Linked DNA regions of Homo sapiens: region 2 is linked to region 1. Evidence: read pairs that join two places in POLR2A ChIA-PET (ENCODE). Cell type or tissue: OCI-LY7. All regions are shown on one strand. Each heading gives the region's core, and the rest is flanking DNA. Links, peaks and the distances in the headings are about the cores only.

What was found. Peaks named below come from ENCODE experiments on the same cell type or tissue, not always from the same donor. Only the 100,000 strongest peaks of a DNase experiment are listed, where the experiment ranks them.
Region 2: POLR2A ChIA-PET joins it to region 1 with 12 read pairs; 3 of 35 experiments call an interaction of 5 or more read pairs at or near these places.

What each region holds. Positions count from the first base shown.
Region 1 is chr22:30,476,549-30,486,902 of GRCh38, forward strand. LOC107985579 (a long non-coding RNA gene) reads left to right here and starts at 6,526. Exons shown (of 3, transcript XR_001755490.2): 1 at 6,526-6,707; 2 at 7,230-7,291; 3 at 9,199-9,836. It also overlaps the pseudogene SDC4P. In OCI-LY7, for the core only: CTCF peaks have their summits at 9,013 (motif pointing left) and 9,230; a DNase peak (open chromatin) is centred at 9,023.
Region 2 is chr22:30,536,151-30,546,504 of GRCh38, forward strand. SEC14L6 (SEC14 like lipid binding 6) reads right to left here. Exons shown (of 12, transcript NM_001193336.4): 2 at 2,677-2,752. It also overlaps the pseudogene SIRPAP1. Among named protein-coding and RNA genes, the nearest start is that of SEC14L6, 5.4 kb to the right of the region's middle. RefSeq lists an enhancer at 6,454-7,446. In OCI-LY7, for the core only: no CTCF peak of the experiment used is centred there; no DNase peak of the experiment used is centred there.

The DNA of each region.
Region 1 (10,354 bases), core at 1,496-9,495:
CACAGCTGAGGCTGTGACTTGTGAAGCCAGTTGCATTCTCTAGAACGGTGCTGTGCGAAGGATGGAAATGCGCTCTCTGTGTGGTCAGCACGGTGGCCACGAGCCACGTACGGTGACCGAGTGAGCCCTTGAAGTGTGGTTAATGCAACTGAGTTAGATGGAGCAGGGATCTCTCTTAGGGGCCTGCTGGGCTCCCCACAAGCATGGAAATAAAGGAAAACCTTGAGTTCCTTCCAAGGAAATTCCAAGCCCCTACCTAGCCCCGGGAAGTAAATAAGCAACTTGATAACCAAGAAGGTAATAGTAGCCTAAAACAATAGCCAAGGAAGTCAGAGTCAGAGGTTTGGTTCCTCTACAGAAACTAAATACAACATCTTAGCATATGTTTCTGAGTTGTTTTTTAGAAACCTGGACCCCTCCCCAAAAGTATCGGGAGAAGACTGAACTCTTTGTTGTAAATTTCTTCCTGAAGGGCTTAGTGGGAGTCACACCCACCAGTCCAAGCTAACCTTCTTTTCTGCTGATCCCAAATTTTTAAACAAACCTTCTTTACTTTAACCAATTGCAAATCAGAAAACGTTGACTCTACCTATGACCTGTAAGCCCCAAGCTGCGTGATATCCCACTGTTTCAGGCCAAGACCAGTGTGTAACCTCCATGCAACGATTTTGCCTATAACTTCTGCTCTCCTGAAATTTACCACTGCCTTTAAAAACCCTTACCTGCAAACCATCGGGGAGGTCAGAGTTTAAGCCTTAGCTGCCTGGTCCTCTTTGCTGGGTGCCCTGCAAATAAACACTTTCCTTTCTATTGCTGCAAAAATCTCAGAATGGATATCTGGTCTTACTGTGCCAGGTGAGCAGACTCCAGTTCAGTTCCAGCACATGAGGAATGAATTAACTTTATGTGATTTTAGTTGACTTAAATTTAAACAGCCACACGTGGTTACTGTGTTGGATAGCACAGGCCTAGAGCTTAGAGAAAGCAAACCAAAGAACGCCAGCTGGGTCCCAGGCAGAAGGCAGAAAGAGGGTAGAATGGGCTACCTCAGCTATTCCAGCCCCGTGAAAAGGCACCAGGGGCCGGGTGTGGTGGCTCATGCCTGTAATCTCAGCACTTTGAGAGGCCAAGGCAGGTGGATCATTTGAGGTCAGGAGTTCAAGACCAGCCTGGCCAACATGGTGAGACCCCTCCCGCCACACCATCTCTACAAAAAGTGCAAAAATTAGCCGGGCATGGTGGTGGGTGCCTGTAGTCCCAGCTACTCAGGAGGCCGAGGCACGAGAATTGATTGAACGCAGTAGGTGAGCTGAGATTACACCACTGCACTCCAGCCTGGGTGACAGAGCGAGACTCTGTCTCAAAAAAAAGAAAAAAAAAAAAGGCAGCAGGAATGGGGCAAGAAAAGAGGTCAAAATGCACCCAGCCACACAAAAATTCGCTCACTCAGCCAGGTGCGGTGGTTTACCCCTGTAATCCTGTAATCCCAGCACTTTGGGAGGCTGAGGCGGGTGGATCACCTGAAGTCGGGAGTTCGAGACCATCCTGGCCAACTAAAAATACTAAAAATACCGTCTCTACTAAAAATACAAAAAATTAGCTGGGCCTGATGGCACGCGCCTGTAATCCCAGCTACTCGGGAAGCTGAGGAGGGAGAGTCACTTGAACCTGGGAGGCAGAGGTTGCAGTGAGCCGACATCACACCACTGCACTCCAGCCTGGGCGACAGATGGAGATTCTGTCTCAGAAAAAAAAAAAAAGTCCGGGCGTGGTGGCTCACACCTGTAATCCCAGCACTTTAGGACATCGAGGTATATGGATAGCTTAAGCCCAGGAGTTTGAGACCAGCCTGGGCGGCATGGTAAAATCCCGTCTCTACAAAAAATACAAAAAATTAGCTGGTCGTAGTGATGTGTGCCTGTAGTTCCAGCTACTTGGAAAGCTGAGGTGGGAGGATTGTGTTGATGTGGACAGGAAGCAGGAAAATGCTAGGCAGAAAATGGCAAGTTCCCTGGAGAGGCCCACACCCTCAAGCCTTGGACCACGGCACAACGTGTTCTCACTTTGTCTCTGTTTTCCAGCTTGAATGTTGCTTTCTGGCCTGCCCCCAGCCCCCATCTTTTACCTATAAAAACCCCAGGCTCTGTTGGCAGAGGGGTGGCACAGTGGCAGAGTGGAGCAGCAGAGAAGGAGAAAAGAGAAGCAGCAGCCAGGTGTCGGAGAGAAGCAGTTTGACTTCAGAGGGATGGCTTGACAGCGAGACTTCAGAGAAGAGTTCCGCCAGGGACAGCTGAACTCTGGGAGAAGACTGCCTTTCCACTCCATCCCTGTTCCAGCTCCCCATCCTGCTGAGAGCCACTTCCACTGCTCAGTAAAATCCTCCATATTCACCACCCTTCAATTCATTTGTGTGATCTGAATCTTCCTGGATGCTGGACAAGAACTCAGGTACCAAGAGGGCAGGTGCAAAAGGCTGTCACCCTCACCATCCACTGAGCTGGTAAACATTTAAGCCATCCCTGGGTGGCAAAGCTAAAAGGGCACACTGTAACATATGTCCTCTGAGGCTCTTGAGGTCACAGGTACCCCTGCTAGATGCTGCTATGGAGCTGCACAGAGTTCTACTTCTGGTGCCCAGAAGCATTCATCCCAGCCCTTGCACCCACTCACCTGTGTGCTCCCCCACCATGAGGGGTTGAGAGCTGCAGGCTAAGTAAACCAGCCAACCCCTTCTTGAGTCCCTCAAAGGGGTCAGGGGGACTATCTTGTTTCAGCTTGAGCCTGGGAGGTCAAGGTTGCAGTGAGCTATGATCACACCACTGCACTCCAGCCTGGGCAACAGAGCGAGACCCTGTCTCAAAAAAAGGAGTATCTCCTCTGATTTTATCTTATTTTCAAGAAACAAACAAAGCAAAATTTAAAAAAAAAACATTAAATACAAACTTAGCAGGTGCTGTGGAAATGTACGAGAGAATGAAGAACATCTTGGATTCTCAAAGTCTTGCTCAGGCAGAGACACTCTGCACAAAGGAATGAACCATTCAAAAAATCCACTGAATATAGATTTATGGATGGGCGTGTTGGCTCATGCCTATAATAAAATCCTCCATATTCACAACCAAGAAGATCCAAGCAGGACAGCATTTTGGGAGGCTGAGGCAGAAGGATCGCTTGAGCTCAGGAGTTCGAGACCAGCCTGGGAAACATAATGACACCCTGTCTCTACAAAAAACACATAAAATAAAAATTAGCCAGGTGCAGTGGCATGTGCCTGTAGTCCCAGCTACTCTGGAGGTTGAGGTGAGAGGATCACTTGAGCCCTGCAGGTCGAGGCTGTAGTGAGCTGTGATTGCACCACTGTACTCCAGCCTCGGCAACAGAGCGAGACCCTGTCTCAAAAAAATAAAATAAAAGTAGATTTGCAAATATTCCACAAATCCACTTCAACATGAACTTCTGGCTCTTTTTCTCACCCTCCCTCCCCAGATAAAAAGGTTGATTTCCAAAAGGCACTTGAAGGAGCCTAGAATGGGCCAAGGTATACCATATACTATGGAGACTCCTGTGGCATGATCCTAAGTACTCATTTACAGACACATCTCAAGGTGCAGATGGTTCTAGCTCCTTCTCCCAATTCCTGCCAGAGTGTGAGCCTGTGAGAGCAGATTATGTCGGGGGCAGAGTGATAAAAATGTTCGGCAGTTAGATAGTGGTGTTGTGAGTCCTGGCTGATGGGAGCACATCCTCAGCCAGGACTCCCAAGACCCCTTCCTCCCTGACTTCAAAGGGGCTCTGGATGAGGCATGTTCAGTATGGGTTTGAAGCTGGACCTGGATTCTAAACTGGAAGTTAAAGAAATAATCCAATTCTACTCTTGCCTTCAGAAAGGCCAAGTTTAATTCTATTTTTCTTCGGGGGCAACTGAGGCCCAAGAAATCAAGAAGAGCCAGGCAAGCTAGGCCCAGTGGCTCATGCCTGTAATCCTAGCACTTTGGGAGGCCGAGGCAGACGGTTTACTTGAGTCCAGGAGTTTGAGACCAGCCTGGCCAACATGGTGAAACCCCATCTCTACAAAATATACATATATATATAAAATAGCTGGGTGTGGTGGCGCATGCCTGTAGTCCCAGCTACTTGAGGGGCTGAGGCAGGAGGATTGCTTGATTCTTGATTCCATGTCGAGACTGCAGTGAGCCCTTATTCTGCCACTGCATATCAGAGTGAGACCCTGTCTCAATAAAAATAAAAATAAAAAACACACAAAACAACAATAACAACAACAACCAAGAAGATCCAGGCAGAACAGTAGAAGACGATGTTTCTCCAGACACTTAAAGGTAACCAGAAGGCTGGGCGTGGTGGCTCACGCCTGTAATCACGTTGCTTTGGGAGGCCCAGGATCACTTGAGGCCAGAAGTTCAAGACCAGCCTGGCCATCATGGCAAAACCCCGTCTCTACTAAAAATACAAAAATTAGCCAGGTGTGGTGGTGCATGCCTGTGGTCCTAGCTACTCGGGAGGCTGAGGCAGGAGAATTGTTTGAATCGGGGAGGTGGAGGTTGCAGTTAGCCAAGATTACTCCACTGCACTCCAGCCTGGGCAACACGGCAAGACCGTGTCTTAAAAATAATAATAAATATATATAAAGATAACCGGAACTGGAGATACTAACAAGACACTATTAGGTTGTCCTCCCGCATCCTAATGGCCACTCTGCAAAATCCTCCGACTTCCCTATCCCCTAAAGTCCAAACCAGTGCTCATAGAAGAAGCGTAATAACTCCTTGCTAGGGGCTTTTTTGTAGATGGGCTTCCTGCTCAGGTCGTTTCTGCCTTCATCCTTCTTCATATGGTTCACCAGAAGCAGGATCAGGAAAACAGCAGAGAGGATGCCCGCGATGCTGTCCACAATCAGGACTGCCACGACCTCCATTCTCTCAAAGATGTTGCTGCCCTGGGCAGTGTTGGACATGGGTGCCTTATTGGACACATCCTGGTCCCCCGCAGAGAGTGAGATCCTCCTGGGGATGACCTCGTTGTCCTCCAGTTCCTTGGTTTCAGTGGGACCAGGTTCCCAGGCCCTGCCCTCTCAGGGATGTGGTTATCTAGAAGCACCAAGGGTTGGATCACTTCAGGGATGATCTTGGGGTCCCTTGACTCATCAATATCTCTAGAGCCAGAGAGCTCAGAGTCATCAGGTTCCTGCCCCCAACACCCACATCCAGAGTCTTCCAGTAGGGATCTGGAGAAGTTTGGCCCCTAGGCGGTCCTGGGTTGATGACCTCAGTTTCTTGGATTGACTCAGGGGTGGTGGGGGTGCCTGCAAAAAGCAGCAGCAGCAGCAGGAGCAGGAGGGCGGGGGCAGTGGTACCGCCATCCAGAGAGGGTGAACAGCCTGCGGTGAGTCAGAGCAATCATTCCCAAAGTGTACAATTCAGTGGTACTTAATATATTCACAAGGTTTTGCAACTATCACCACTATCTAATTGCAGAACATTCGCATCACCTCACCCTCAAATAATTCTGTACTCAGCAGCATTCATTTCCTATTTCCTGCTCTGTTCCAGCCCCTGACAGCCAGGAATCTATTTTCTATCTCTACAGATGTCCATATTCTGGATATTTCATATGAATGGAATCATATAGTACGTGGTCTTTTGTGTCTGGCTTCTTTCACTTAGCATAATGTCTTCAAGGTTCATCCATGCCGTAGCATGGATCAGTGTTTCATTCCTTTACATGGCTGAATAATCTTCTATTCTATGGATAGACCACGTTTTGTTTATCTGTTCATCAGTTGATGGACATTTGGGTTATTTCCGCTTTTTTGGCTATTATGAATAATGTTGGTATGACTATGTTTTGTATCAGTTTTTGTGGGAACATAGGTTTTCACTTCTTTTGGGTATAACCTTAGGAGTGGAATTGCTGGCTTGTATAGTGATTCTATATTTAACCTTTGAGGAACTGCCTTTCTATTTTCCAATGTGGCTACACTATTTTACATTCCCACTAGCAGTGTATGAGGGCCGCAATTTCTTCACATCCTTGCCAACATCGTTCACATCTTTTGTTATTTTCCATTTGCTTTTTTTTTTTTTATCATAGCCATTGTAGTGGCTGTCAAGTGGTATCTCATTGTGGTTTTGAATTGCATTTCTCCAACAACTATGCAATTGAGCATCTTTTCATGTGCTTATTGGCCATTTGTATATTGTCTATGGAGAAATGTCTAGTCAAACTTTAAAAATGTCTATCTATTGGACCAGGCACGGTGGCTCACACCTGTAATCCCAGCACTTTGGGAGGCCGAGGTGGGTTGATCACTTGAGGTCAAGAGTTCGAGACTAGCCGGACCAACATGGTGAAACCTCGTCTCTACTAAAAATACAAAAATAAATTAGCTGGGCATGGTGGTGCATGGTATCACCAGGTTGCCCAGGATGGTCTCAAACTCCTGAGCTCAAGCAATCTGCCTGCCTCGGCCTCCCAAAGTGCTAGGATTACAGGCATGAGCCACTGTGCCTGGCCTTGATACAGATTCTTTATTGCTTAGTTTCATCTCCCTTCTTCTCTCAGAAATTAAAATTAAGTATGATCATGATGACGATGTTGATGATACTGCTGCTGCTGCTGTCTGTACTACGCAATACCAATGGCCACCAAGAAGTCAAGACACTCTGGAGAAGACTCCAAAGACCTCTGAGGTGGGAACACAAATCCTGGTCAAGTTCATAAGGATTTCCCTTTCCTCTTTCATACAACACCCTTGCTATTTATTACAGGAATGGGTTGCTATGGTTACAGGAACATGGGGGAGGACAGTGAATGATTCTATAAAGTGAAAGAGGCCTTAATTTGTATGTTGTCTAGGGTTGGAGCTGGCACATCTCTTCCCACAATGCCTGGGGTTACCCAAAGGGCATCAAGTGTCCCAAATTCTTCATGCCAAACTGGTCTCTGTTTTCATTGGCATTTGTGGAAAGCCTGTAGTGCCTAAGGCTACTGGGGAGAGGACCTGGGTCTGAGGGTGATCACCAACAAAAGAGCCCAAGCAGTTGTCATTCCTCTCCCAACCCTGGGCAAATAATCCACAAATAGTTCAGAAATGGATGCTGCTGAAACATGGGCCTGGCTATCTGGATTTGAATCTTAACTTCACCTCTAATGTGTTGTGTGATCTTGAGTCTCACAAGGAAATTGAAGCTGGTAACATCTCCTTCTTACAGGGTACTGAGATGACCAGTGTAGAAGAGACCAATAAGCTACCTCACCTACTGCCTAGCACATGGTAAGTGATCAACAGTGTAGGCCTTTACCGCTATTACGAGGCTAGTCACCCAGCCTGCTTTCAGCTCCAAGACTAGGACACAGCTAGGCGAGCCCATTCTTTCCTGTTGCTTCTCCCCTGTTCTGTGGCTACCCTGCTCTACCCTCTTCTTGGGTCTCTCTGAAGTAGTGGGTCATGCTGCCAGACTCTGCCCTTTGGCGGTGCTCTTGGCATGACCCAACCTGGGTGTGGACGGTCCAGGGAAGCACATGGCTCTGGTGGTAAATGGTCCAGGAAGGCACATGGAGTCTCTGGAGTCAGACATCCTGAGTTCCAACCCTGGTGCCACCACTGAGCAAATGTCTGTTTCTGAGCCTTACTTTCCTCTCCTGTAAAACAGGAATAATTATGTTTATTTTATTATTTTATTTTATTTTATTTTAAGACAGAGTCTCACTCTGTCACCAGGCTGGAGTGCAGTGGCGCGATCTCGGATCACTGCAACCTCCACCTCCCCGGTTCAAGCAATTCTCCTGCCTCAACCTCCCGAGTAGCTGGGATTACAGGTGTGTGCCACTATGCCCAGCTAATTTTTGTATTTTTAGTAGTGGCGGGGTTTCACCATGTTGGCTAGGATGGTCTCGATCTCCTGACCTCATGATCCGCCCGCCTCGGCCTCCCAAAGTGCTGGGATTACTGGTGTGAGCCACCGCACCTGGTCTATGTTTATTTTATAAGGCTGCCATGAAGATTAAACAAAGTGGCATAGATAGAGCCACAAGCTTATGCAGGTGCTTAGTAAATGGTATCTGGTTTTTTTTTGGAACCTCTGGGAAGTGCAGCTGGGGTGTGGGGAAGGGACCCTAACTGATAGGGCCTGGGTGGCGGTGTGGCCTAGGGAAGGCCTTTCAAGACAGGGTTCCAGTGCCCTTGAGCGTGCATTTAACAAGGTTGGAGAGGGAGTCCTAGGCTGAAGGTACAGCATGAGCAAAGGCAGAGGGGCAGGAAAGAGCTTGATGAATTGGTGAATTTAAGTCATGGGATGTGTCTGGAACTGGGGTGCAGTGGCCAGGTTGCAGAGGGCCTTGCAAGCTACCACTGAGGCTGATTTTACCCAGGGGTACGTGGGGCACTAGAGAAGGGCTTATGCAGAGAATGATGTGATCAGATTTGCATTTCAGAAAGATTTTATTCTGGCTGCCCTGCGGAATCTGGACAGGAGTGGGTAGAAATGGGCACAGAGAGGGTACGGTGGCTCACACCTGTAACCCCAGCACTCTGGGAGGCCAAAGTGGGAGGATTGCTTGAGTCCAGGAGTTCAAGACCAGCCTGGGCTTCATAACAAAACCCTATCTCTACAAAAAATAAAAAATTAGCTAAACATGGTGGTGCACACCTGTAGTCCCTGCTACTCAGGAGGTGAGGTGGAAGGATCACCCGAGCCCAGGAGGTCGAGGCTACAGTGATGATTGTACCACTGCACTCCAGCCTGGGCAACAGAGTGACACCCTGTCTCAAAAAAAAAAGAAAAAGAAAAAGAAACGGAGCCTGCAAGTGACAGACCCAGGATCTAAAACGAGGTCAGGCTGCCTTTTTCCGCCACTCCAGGTGGCCCCACGAACAGCCTGGGCCTGGTGAACTTGGCTTCAACCGGCCTGGAAAGTAACCTTCCAATGAGCCCATGCTAAGGGCCACCCCAGTTCACGCTCCTGGTGGACAGGGGTGCGGCTGGCCCAACACTGCCCCCTGGTGGTTAAAAGCAGAAGTCCCCTGAGCATCGCTCAGTTTGGGCCGGGCCTCCTCCCTACCCGCACACCAAGTGTGCGGTCTGGTAGATGGACACAGATTCACGGCTTACCTCTCCCGCTTTGTGTTGTGTGATGTGATAATTCACTTCCTGCCCTGAGCCTCACTTTCCTCATCTGTAGGCTGCGGATGGTGCTTCCTGCCTCAGCTTGGGCCTGGCTCACAGTCGGTATTTGGGCATGGAGCTGGCACCATCACTTCCCACCGAGATGCACAAACGTCTGAGCAGCTTTCTCCCAATCCTGGGCCTTCCCTCCACCCCAGGAACCCAGCACCTCACTTTGTCCCACTGTGTGGCCCCCTGCCCCACACTGGCCTTCCCTGCAGGGGCCCACACGCCATCAACCCTCGTCTCCCCTACTGCAGGCTGGGGGCACCAGCGGCAGCTGACCTGGGTACTGGTTCACTGGACACAGAGGCTTTGGCCAAGGCACTGCCCCCTGCTGAGCTTCGGTTTCCTGGCCTGTAAAATGGGGCTATAATCTCTGTCTGCTTCAGGACTTAATGTGAAGCGGCTGTGCAAACTGTGGAGTGCTGTGCCATGAAGCTCTGGTGAAGACCTACTCTGAGCACCTGCCTAGACTTTCTTACAGTGGTGTCCTCCCTAGCTTGGGCTCCTTGGGCAGTGAGGTGGGCTGGGGCAGGTGAGCCTCTCCAACAGCCATTGAAACACCCGCAACCCTGGGGCCTGGGGTGGTGGCTCACGCCTGTAATTCCAACACTTTGGGAGGCCAAGGTGGGAGGACCACTTCAGGCCAGGAGTTCGAGACCAGTCTGGGCAACATAGTGAGACCCCATTTCCAAAAAAAAAAAATTAGCCAGGTGCAGTGGTGCACACCTGTGGTCCCAGCTACTCAGGATGCTGAGGCAAAAGGATGGTTTTTGCCGGAGTTCAAGGCTGCAGTGATCTATGACTGGGCCACTGCACTCCAGCCTGAGAAACAGAGTAAGACCCTATCTCAAAAAAAAAAAAAAAAAAAAAGGAAAACACGCCCATGGGTCCTTGACCTGCTGCCCTCCTCACCTGCTTCTCCCCAAAGACTGTGGGGACTTCCAGGGAGGAGATGGGCTAGGGAGAGCAGGTCCCACCTCCATTATCTGGACAGGTGAGGCCTGGGTATTTCCAATTGCCTCATTTTGAGCAAGAGTTTTGATCTGTGGCCTCCTGCCAAGATTTTGCCATTCTTTCCTGACAAACTACACGGCTGTTTTGTAACCGGCATTATAAAATGGTTTTATTAATTATTAATAACTATTTAATGTGTACACAGTTATCCA
Region 2 (10,354 bases), core at 1,403-9,402, 60 kb after region 1:
CTAGCCCAGCCTTGTCATAAGTTACATAAAGTACACACCAGGCTCAGAGGCAAGTTGCCATCACAGGTTTTACAAAGGCTATTCATCACAGATTAAGTATTCTGGGCTCAACATTCAGGGATGTGAATTCCTGTGTACTCTGCAATAGTAGGAGCAGGTGTGATGATCAACATGGTTTCATAGTGGTTTTCTTACTGCAGCTGAAACCGACTCCAGCCCTACCGCCCACCCCCTACGAACCCCCCAGGGAAGGAGTCTTAAGTGTAGGAGTTGCAGCCACATTTTCAGGGCCACTGAGAATCCTGTCTGTGCATTCAGATTCCTGGGATTCTGACATTTATCTCAAGAGCAAACCTCTTCCCTAACCTGGTCCCCAAACTCTTTTTATGAGAAGATGTTAAGCAATTGGCCTCTAATGTCAGACTGACCTGACTTTGTCACCTGCTAGCATAGCGACCTTGGTCAAGTGGTTTAACCTTTGTAAGCCACAGCTTCCTCCAATGCAAAAACAAAGCTAACAATAATACCTACCTAATTGGGTTGAACAAGGAGGAGGAGGAGGGAAAGAGAAGAAAGAAAATAATAGATAAATGGCCGGGCACAGTGGCTCACACCTGTAATCCCAGCACTTTGGGAGGCTGAGGCAGGTGGATCACTTGAGGTCAGGAGTTCGAGACCAGCCTCGCTAACATGGTGAAACCCCATCTCTACTAAAAAACAAAAATTAGCTAGTTGTGGTGGCGGGCACCTGTAAACCCAGCTACTCAGGAGGCTGAGGCAGGAGAATCACTTGAGCCCAGGAGGCGGAGGTTACAGTGAGCCAAGATTCTGCCACTGCACTCCAGCCTGGGTGACAGTGAGACTCTGACTCAAAAAAAAAAAAAAAAAAAAGGAAATAATACATAAAAACTGCTGTACCCAGTGCCTGGTACAGAATAAGTGCTCAAAATATGAAAGTATTTCCACTCCTTGTACTAGCCACCTCCAAGATGACCATCAGTGATCCTCACCTAGTATTCACTCCCTGCTCTGCTAAACAAAAATCATAGGAGGCCATTGCTTTGTACTAAACTCCAGCACTAGGTCCCAACAGACAAGACCAAAAATCAAGATGGAGTCACCCATGCTCGCTAAACTGAAACTGAGTTGTTATCTGACTTGAGAAATCAAGAGAGATAGCCTAGCCAGGCACGGTGGCTCATGCCTGTAATCCCAGCACTTTGGGAAGCTGAGGGAGGTGGATTACTGGAGTCCAGGAGTTCTAGACCAGCCTGAGCAACATGGCGAAACCCTGTCTCTGCAAAAAATATACACAAAAATTAGCCAGGCGTGGTGCCGAGCTCCTATAGTCCCAGCTACTAGGGAGGCTGACGTGGGAGTATCGCTTGAGCCCAGGAGGTCAAGGCTACAGTGAGCTGATGTCAGCCTGGGCTTCAGAGTGAGACCTTGTTTGAGAGAGAGCGAGCGAGCAAGCCTAATTTCCCTAACAGGCCAATTACAATCTTCAGCTGGTATGTTAATGAAGTTCTCTCTGTTTTTAGCCTTACAGCAAAGAGTAACCTGAAGTCACCTGATGTTAACCAATCAGTTATCTTTCTATTGTTCTGTATCCCTGTCCTTGCCTTACCAGAAAAGTACTGTAGCTTTGAAATGATAGATCTGCCTTTTGTTCTGTTTCTGCTTTCTTCAGCCCCTTTTCTGTCTATAAAGCCAAACTCCTCTGCTTGACTCATCGGAGCACTTATTCTATCTCATAACATGAAATGTTGCCTGATTCTAGAATTCCAATAGAGATAATTGAAATCTTTAAACCAAATGTGTCATTATTCTGTCTTTGACAGTTCCCTCCCACACTGAGCAGGGCTGAGCTGTGTACCTGATAGATTGCTGTAGAAATGATGGAATTTGGCCAGACGAGATGGCTCATGCCTGTAATCCCAGCACTTTGGGAGGCCAAGACAGGTGGATCATCTGAGGTCGGGAGTTTGAGACCAGCCTGGCTAACATGAGGAAACCCTGTCTGCTAAAAATACAAAAATTAGCTGGGCATGGTGGCACATGAATCCTAACTACTCGGGAGGCTGAGGCACAAGAATTGCTTGAATCTGAGAGGCGGAGGTTGCAGTGAGCCGAGATCACGCCACTGCACTCCAGCCTGGGCAACAGAGTGGGACTCCGTCTCAACAAAAAAAAAAAAAAAAGAAAGAAAGAAAAGAAAAAAGAAATGATGGAATGTGACTCAGAAAGCTTCACTGTAAGATACCACCACTTCCTCCCTGCTCACTGGGATCACTTATGGCGGGAAGCCAACTGCCATGTTGTGAGGATGCTTGAGCAGGCCCTGTGAGGAAGAACTGAAGCCTCCTGCCAACAGCGAGCACAGACTTGCCAACTATGTTTGACACCTTGGAAGCAGATCCTCCTGTCCCAATCAAACCTTCAGATGACTGCATCCCCGATGGGTATCTTGACTGCAACCTCATGAGAGACCCTGAGTCAGAAACACCCCACTAAGCCTTTCCATAATTCCTGGCCACAGAAATCACGAGAGATAATAAATGTTTGCAGTTGTTTTAAATGGCTATGTTTTGGAGTAATTTGATACACTCAATAGATACCAAATACACTCCTCTTTCATGCCATTGACCCTACCCCAGCCCCACGCTCTATCCTTACCTTGGAGCCAGCGCAGGAGGAAGTAGTCATCAGGATTGGGCAGCGCAGATAGCACATCTTGGATGTTCTCCCGGAACTGAGGACAGACAGGGAGAGACCTGGGTCAGAGGCCAACCACCCTCGGTCCTGCAGGTCTCAACTGTCCTTGAGGAAGGGGATGTCTGAGTGAAGAGGTCCCACTCGGGCTGGGAGGATCAGGGTCCGGGTCAAGCCATAACAGTTTGTTTCCTCCGTCTTGAAAATGGGATGATATAAAGAACCAACTACAGGCCAGGCGCGGTGGCTCACGCCTGTAATCCCAGCACTTTGGGAGGCAGAGGTGGGAGGATCACCTGAGGTCAGGAGTTTGAGACCAGCCTGGCCAACATGGTGAAACCCTGTCTGTACTAAAAATACAAAAATTAGCCGGGCGTGGTGGCAGGTGCCTGTAATCCCAGCTACTCAGGAGGCTGAGGCAGGAGAATCGCTTAAACCCAGGAGGCGGAGGTTGCAGTGAGCCGAGATCCCACCATTGCACTCCAGCCTGGGGGACAAGAGTGAGACTTTGTCTCAAAAAAAAAGAACCTACTACACTAAACATCAGAGAGAATTAAATGTGGATTAAACACAGAGAAGCTTTACAAGCCTGACTCAGGGATGTGGGGGCAGGGAGGGGCCCTCTTTAGTGCCCTGATCTTCATCCTTAGGAAGCCTTCAGGCCAGGTCAGGTGGGAGGATAAAGTGCACAGAGTCTGAGGCTCAGAGAGGTTGAGCAACTTGCCTAGTGTCACACAGCCAGTGAGTGGCAGAGCCAGTTGCCTGATTCTAGAATTGCAATAAAGATAATTGAGATCTTTAAACTGAATTTGTCTTAATTTTGTCTTTGACCGTTCCCTCCCACACTTAAGCAGGGCTGAGCTGTGTACCTGATAGGTTAGGGTTGAAATGATGGACTGTGACTTAGAAGCCTTCAATGTAAAGACATGGTTTGGCACCCATCAGCCACGCCCAAGTGAGGGGTGGCTTGACCTGGCCTGGGAGTTGGTTAGGACAGTTCAGCTGGCCCTGGGCCCACCCTGCAGGGTCTGAGAGCTGAGAGGCCACTCCTGGGTGGATGTCATTGACTGTAGGCTAAAGCCAGCCTCCAACACTGATGAATATGGTAAGGAAAAGAGCACCGGACAAAGAGTCAGCAGGTCCCACTGTGGCCTTGCCTGAGTCACTCCCCTCTCTCTGGGTCTTATTCTCTTTGGGCCCCAGATGGATCCTCAAAAGACTTTCCTTGGCCCCCCACCAAAAATGGACTGATAACCTTTGTCTAAAGGAATATGAAAGAGGGTTTGGCCTTGGGCTAAGCCTTAAATGAATCCTGACATGACACTGCCATTATACCAATTCGCTAAGTGAGGAAACTGAGGCTGGAAATGGTGATGCGCCTTCTTAGCCAACATGAGCAATTTTTATTTCAATTTCTGACTTCAATTGTCTTTTAAGAGGGTTATCTCAGGTCTAAGCAGAATGTCCTTTTCCTGATGCAGAACACTGCCCCTCCTTTTTGTTCCTTTTTTTTTTTTTTTTTTTTTTTGAGTATTGTATTTTGAACTCATGGGCATTAAGATCAATTACTTGGCCAGGTGAGGTGGCTCACACCTGTAATCCCAGCACTTTGGCCAGCCGAGGCAGGTGGATTGCTTGAGCTCAGGAGTTTGAGACCACCCTGGGCATCAAGGTGAAACCTCATTACCACAAAAAATACAATAATTAGCCAGGTGTGGTGGCGCACGCCTGTAGTCCCAGCTACTTGGGAGGCTGTGGTGGGAGAATCGCTTGAACCCAGGAGGCACAGATTGCAGTGAGCTGAGATCATGTCACTGCACTCCAGCCTGGGCAATAAATCAAGACCCTGTCTCAAAAAAAAAAAAAAATCAATTGGCTGGGTGCAGTGGCTCATACCTGTAATCCCAGAACTTTGGGAGGCCAAGGCGGGCAGATCACTTGAGGCCAGGAGTTCGAGATCAGCCTTGCCAACACGGTGAAACCCCATCTCTACTAAAAATACAAAAATTAGCTGGGCGTGGTGGCAGGCGCCTGTAATCAAAGCTACTCAGGAGGCTGAGGCACAAGAATTGCTTGAACCCAGAGAGCGGAGGCTGCAGTGAGCTGAGATTGCACCACTGCACTCCAGCCTGGGCAACAGGGTGAGACTACATCTCAAAAAAAAAAAAAATTCAATTACTTGAACTTTTTTTTAATTAAAACTAACAGCTTTATGGGGATATAATCAGATGCGAATTCACACTTGAACAACTTGTAAGACTTTTCCCCTAGCTTTGTTTATACTTTGTTTTCTTTTTAAAAGATTCATACAATTCAAGAAACACAACTTTTAAAAAAATTTTTATTTATTTTTTAATTTTATTTTTATAATCATCTTCTTGGATACTAAGAAACACAACTTCTAAAGGCCACAATCATCCTTAAGCTAGATTTTAATCATACTCCCCTCCCAGCTTTATTAAGGTATGAATGGTGTTTAATTGCTTTTCATCAAAGAGAAATAAAAACTGTTCTGGCTGATAGGAGTGGCTCACGCCTGTAATCCCAATACTTTGGGAAGCCGAGGTGGGTGGATCACTTGAGGCCAGGAGTTCGAGACTAGTCTGGCCAACATGGCAAAACCCCGTCTCTACTAAAAATACAAAGATTAGCCAGGTATGGTGGCACACGCCTGTGATCCCAGCTACTCAGGACGCTGAGGCAGAGAGTCATTTGAACCTGGTAGGCAGAGGCTGAAGTGAGCCAAGATCACATCACTGCACTCCAGCCTGGGTGACAGAGCCAGACTCCATCTCAAAAAAGAAAAAAAAAAAAGTTAAAAATTAGCTGGGTGTGGTGTGCGTGCCTGTAGTCCCAGCTACTCAGGAGGCTGAGGTGGGAGGGTTGCTTGAGCCCAGGAGTTTGAGGCTGCAGTCAGCCATGTTCTCACCACTACACTCCAGCCTAGGTGATAGAGTGAGACCCTGTCTCCAAATAAATGAATAAATAAATTTCCTGTTCACTCTCATGGACAAAAAACAAATTATCTGGTATTGCTATACATCAGCAACACATTCAGCCATTTTCTAAGGAAATGGGTCAAGTTACCAACACACAGCTTTACACACACTACCTTGAGGAAGAAAACCAAGAACAGGCACAGGAGAAATTGTGCCTGTTCTTGGCACCGAAGGGCAGGACGCGAAAGGGCAGGCCGGTGGGCGGGGACGCCCGGCTCAGACCCCGTCCCCAGCCTGGACCTGGGCCCCACCCTGCCCACACCGCGACCCTCCCCATCCGTCTCGCGACCCTACCAGAAAGTCCACTCCAGCTTTTCCTTCACCTCGGCACGGCTCTGAAAGGATCGGTCCCCTCCGGCCCGCACCCACCCCCAAGAGGGGCCTTCAGCTTTGGGGCTCAGAGGCACGACCTCTTGGGGAGGGTTAAAAGGCAGACACCCCCCCACCCCCGCGCCTCCACTCCCCGACTCCTTCGCCGCCTCCAGCCTCTCGCCAGTGGGAAGCGGGAGTAGCCGCGCGGCCGGAGTCCGGAGGCGAGGGGAGGTCGGCCGCAACTTCCCCAGGCCACCTTAAGAGGACGATGTAGCCAGCTCGCAGCGCTGACCTCAGAAAAACAAGTTTGCGCAAAGTGGAGCGGGGACCCGGCCTCTGGGCAGCCCCGGCGGCGCTTCTAGTGCCTTCCAGCCCTCGCGGGCGGCGTAGCCGCGGCCCATGGAGCCCGCGGGCCGGTCCCCGGCCGCCTCGGGCCGCTGCTCTGCCTGCTGCTCCCCGCGTCCTGCGCCTGGTCAGGAGTGGCGGGTGAGGAGGAGCTGCAGGTGATTCAGCCTGAGAAGTCTGTATCAGTTGCAGCTGGAGAGTCGGCCGCTCTGCAGTGCACTGTGACCTCCCTGAACCCTGTGGGGCCCATCCAACGGTTCAGAGGAGCTGGACCAGGCCGGAAATTAATCTACCATCAAAAAGAAGGCCACTTCCCCCGGGTAACAACTGTTTCAGATCTCACAAAGAGAACCAACATGGACTTTTCCATCTGCATCAGTAACATCACCCCAGCAGATGCCGGCACCTACTACTGTGTGAAGTTCCAGAAAGGGAGCCCTGACGTGGAGTTGAAGTCTGGAGCAGGCACTGAGCTGTCTGTGCGTGCCAAACCCTCTGCCCCCGTGGTATCGGGCCCCGCAGCGAGGGCCACACCTGACCACACAGTGAGCTTCACCTGCGAGTCTCATGGCTTCTCACCCAGAGACATCAGCCTGAAATGGTTCAAAAATGGGAATCAGCTCTCAGACTTCCAGACCAACGTGGACCCCGCAAGAGAGAGCGTGTCCTACAGCATCCACAGCACAGCCAATGTGGTGCTGACCCGCGGGGACATTCACTCTCAAGTCATCTGCGAGGTGGCCCACGTCACCTTGCGGGGGGACTCTTTTCGTGGGACTGCCAACTTGTCTGAGACTATCCAAGTTCCACCCACCTTGGAGGTTACTCAACAGCCCATGAGGGCAGAGAACCAGGTGAATATCACCTGCCAGGTGACGAAATTCTACCCCCAGAGACTACAGTTGACCTGGTTGGAGAACGGCAATGTGTCCCGGACAGAAACGGCCTCAACTCTTACAGAGAACAAGGATGGCACCTACAACTGGATGAGCTGGCTCCTGGTGAATGTATCTGCCCACAGGGATGATGTGAAGCTCACCTGCCAGGTGGAGCATGACGGGCAGTCAGCGGTCAGCAAAAGCCATGACCTGAAGGTCTCAGCCCACCTGAAGGAGCAGAGCTCAAATACCGCCGCTGAGAACACTGGACCTAATGAACAGAACATCTATATTGTGGTGGGCGTGGTGTGCACCTTGCTGGTGGCCCTACTGATGGAGGCTCTCTACCTCGTCCGAATCAGACAGAAGAAAGCCCAGGGCTCCACTTCTTCTACAAGGTTGCATGAACCCGAGAAGAATGCCAGAAAAATAACCCAGGACACAAATGATATCACATATGCGGACCTGAACCTGCCCAAGGGGAAGAAGCCTGCTCCCCGGGCCGCGGAGCCCAACAACCACACAGAGTATGCCAGCATTCAGACCAGCCTGCAGCCTGCGTCGGAGGACACCCTCACCTATGCTGACCTGGACATGGTGCACCTCAACCGGACCCCCAAGCAGCTGGCCCCCAAGCCCGAGCTGTCCTTCTCAGAGTATGCCAGCATCCAGGTCCCGAGGAAGTGAATGGGACCGTGGTTTGCTCTAGCACCCATCTCCATGCTCTTCCTTGTCCCACAAGGAGCCGCCATGATGAGCACAGCCAGCCCAGTTCCCGGAGGGCTGGGGCGGTGCAGGCTCTGGGACCCAGGGGCCAGGGTGGCTCTTCTCTCCCCACCCCTCCTTGGCTCTCCAGCAGCCACGGCCCCCTCTCCCCACATTGCCACACACCTGGAGGCTGACGTTGCCAAACCAGCCAGGGAACCGACCTGGGAAGCGGCCAGAACTGCCTGGGGTCCAAGAACTCTTGTGCCTCCGTCCATCACCATGTGGGTTTTGAAGACCCTTGACTACCTCCCCGATGCTCCGAAGCCTGATCTTCCAGGGTGGGGAGGAGAAAATCCCACCTCCCCTGACCTCCACCACCACCACCACCACCCCTCAACTGGGGCTTGAGTGGGGAAGATTTCCCCTTTAGATCAAACTACCACTTCCATGGAAAAGCTGGAAAAAAACTCTGGAACCCATATCCAGACCTGGTGAGGTTGCTGCCAACAGTCCTGGCCTCCCCCATCCCTAGGCTAAAGAGCCATGAGTCCTGGAGGAGGAGAGGATCCCTCCCAAAGGACTGGAGACAAAACCCTCCGCTTCCTCAGGTCCCTCCAAGACTCCCTGGGGCCCAACTGTGTTGCTCCACCCGGACGCATCTCTCCCTTCTAGACCTGAGCTTGCCCCTCCAGCTAGCACTAAGCAACATCTCGCTGTGGGTGCCTGTAAATTACTGAGAAATGTGAAACGTGCAATCTTGAAACTGAGGTGTTAGAAAACTTGATCTGTGGTGTTTTGTTTTGTTTTTTTCTTAAAACAACAACAACGTGAAAAAAAGAAAGTCCACTCCAGCGCCCGGTCGCCACCCTTCTTTGCCCCGGGAACCCCATCCCGGCACCTCCCACCCCGCATACACCACCTACCCCATGCAAAACCCTATGATGGCAGGAATCGAGACCTCCAAGGACCCGTCGTTGCCTCCATGCTCATGGAACCGTGTGAGTCTTCCTGGACCCCAAGCTTGCCGTGTGCGACCACGAAGGAAAGACCCTAAGGACCTTCAAGGGACTCCTCCCAGGCTAGAGACGAAAATGCACCCTGTTCCTGCCTCCTCCAGCTCATAGCTGAGGACGTGACCTGCCAATGCAGCCTCCCCAGCAGGCCAGCAGCCTTCACCAGCCCTGTCCAATATGGTAGCCACAAATTCTTAAAATGTGGCTAGTTTGAACTGAGGTCTGCTGTGAGTGTAAAATACACAGGATTCCAAAGACTCAGTATCCCCTCAAAACACTCATTTTTTTTTTTTTTGAAACAGGGTCTAGCTCTGTTGCCCAGGCTGGAGTGCAGTGGCACGATGTTGGCTCACCGCAGTCTCGACCTCCTAGGCTCAATCCATCCTCCCACCTCAGCCTCCCGAGTAGCTGGGACTACAGGCATGGGCCACCACACCCAGCTATTTGTTGTTGTTGTTGTTGTTTTTAGAGATGGGGTCTCCCTATGTTGCTAATTTTTTAATTTTTTGTAAAGATGTGTTCTTGCTATGTTGCCAGAACTCCTGGGCTCCAGTGATCCTCCCGCCTCAAAGTGCGGGGATTATAGGCCCGAGCTACTGCACCAGACCAGTTGTTTTTATATTGATTAGATTATATATTGAAGTTAATACATCATTAAACTTTACTTCAATTGTTTCTTTTTAGGTTTTTTTTGTTTTGTTTTGTTTTGTTTTTGTTTTTGTTTTGTTTTTGAGACATAGTCTTGCTCTGTCTCCCAGGCTGGAGTGCAGTGGCAGAATCTTGGCCCACTGCAACCTCCACCTCCTGGGTTCAAACGATTCTCCTGCCACAGGGTTTCACCCTGTTGCCCAGGCTGGTCTCAAACTCCTGACCTCAAATGATCCATCCACCTCAGCCTCCCAAAGTGTTGGGATTACAGGCATGAGCCACAGCGCCCAGCCTCTTTTTAGTTCTTTAATGGAGCTACTAGAAAATTTCAAAAAGGCCGGGCATGGTGGCTCATGCCTGTAATCCCAGCACTCTGGGAGGCCAAGGTGGGTGGATCACCTGAGATCAGGAATTCCAGACCAGCCTGACCAACGTGGTTAAAACCCCATCTCTACTAACATACAAAAATTAGCCAGGCGTGGTAGCAGGTGCCTGTAATCCCAGCTACTCCGGAGGCTAGGGCAGGAGAATTGCTTGAACCCAGAAGGCAGAAGTTGCAGTGAGCCAAGATTGTGCCGTTGTACTCCAACCTGGGCAACAAGAGCGAAACTCCGTCTCAAAAAAAAAAAAAAAAAAAAAAAGGAAGAAAGAAAATTTCAAATGACCTATGTGGCTTGCGTTTGTGGTGGCGTGGTATTTCTATTGGTTAGTGCTGGTGTAGCCTCTGGCTACCAAGCCC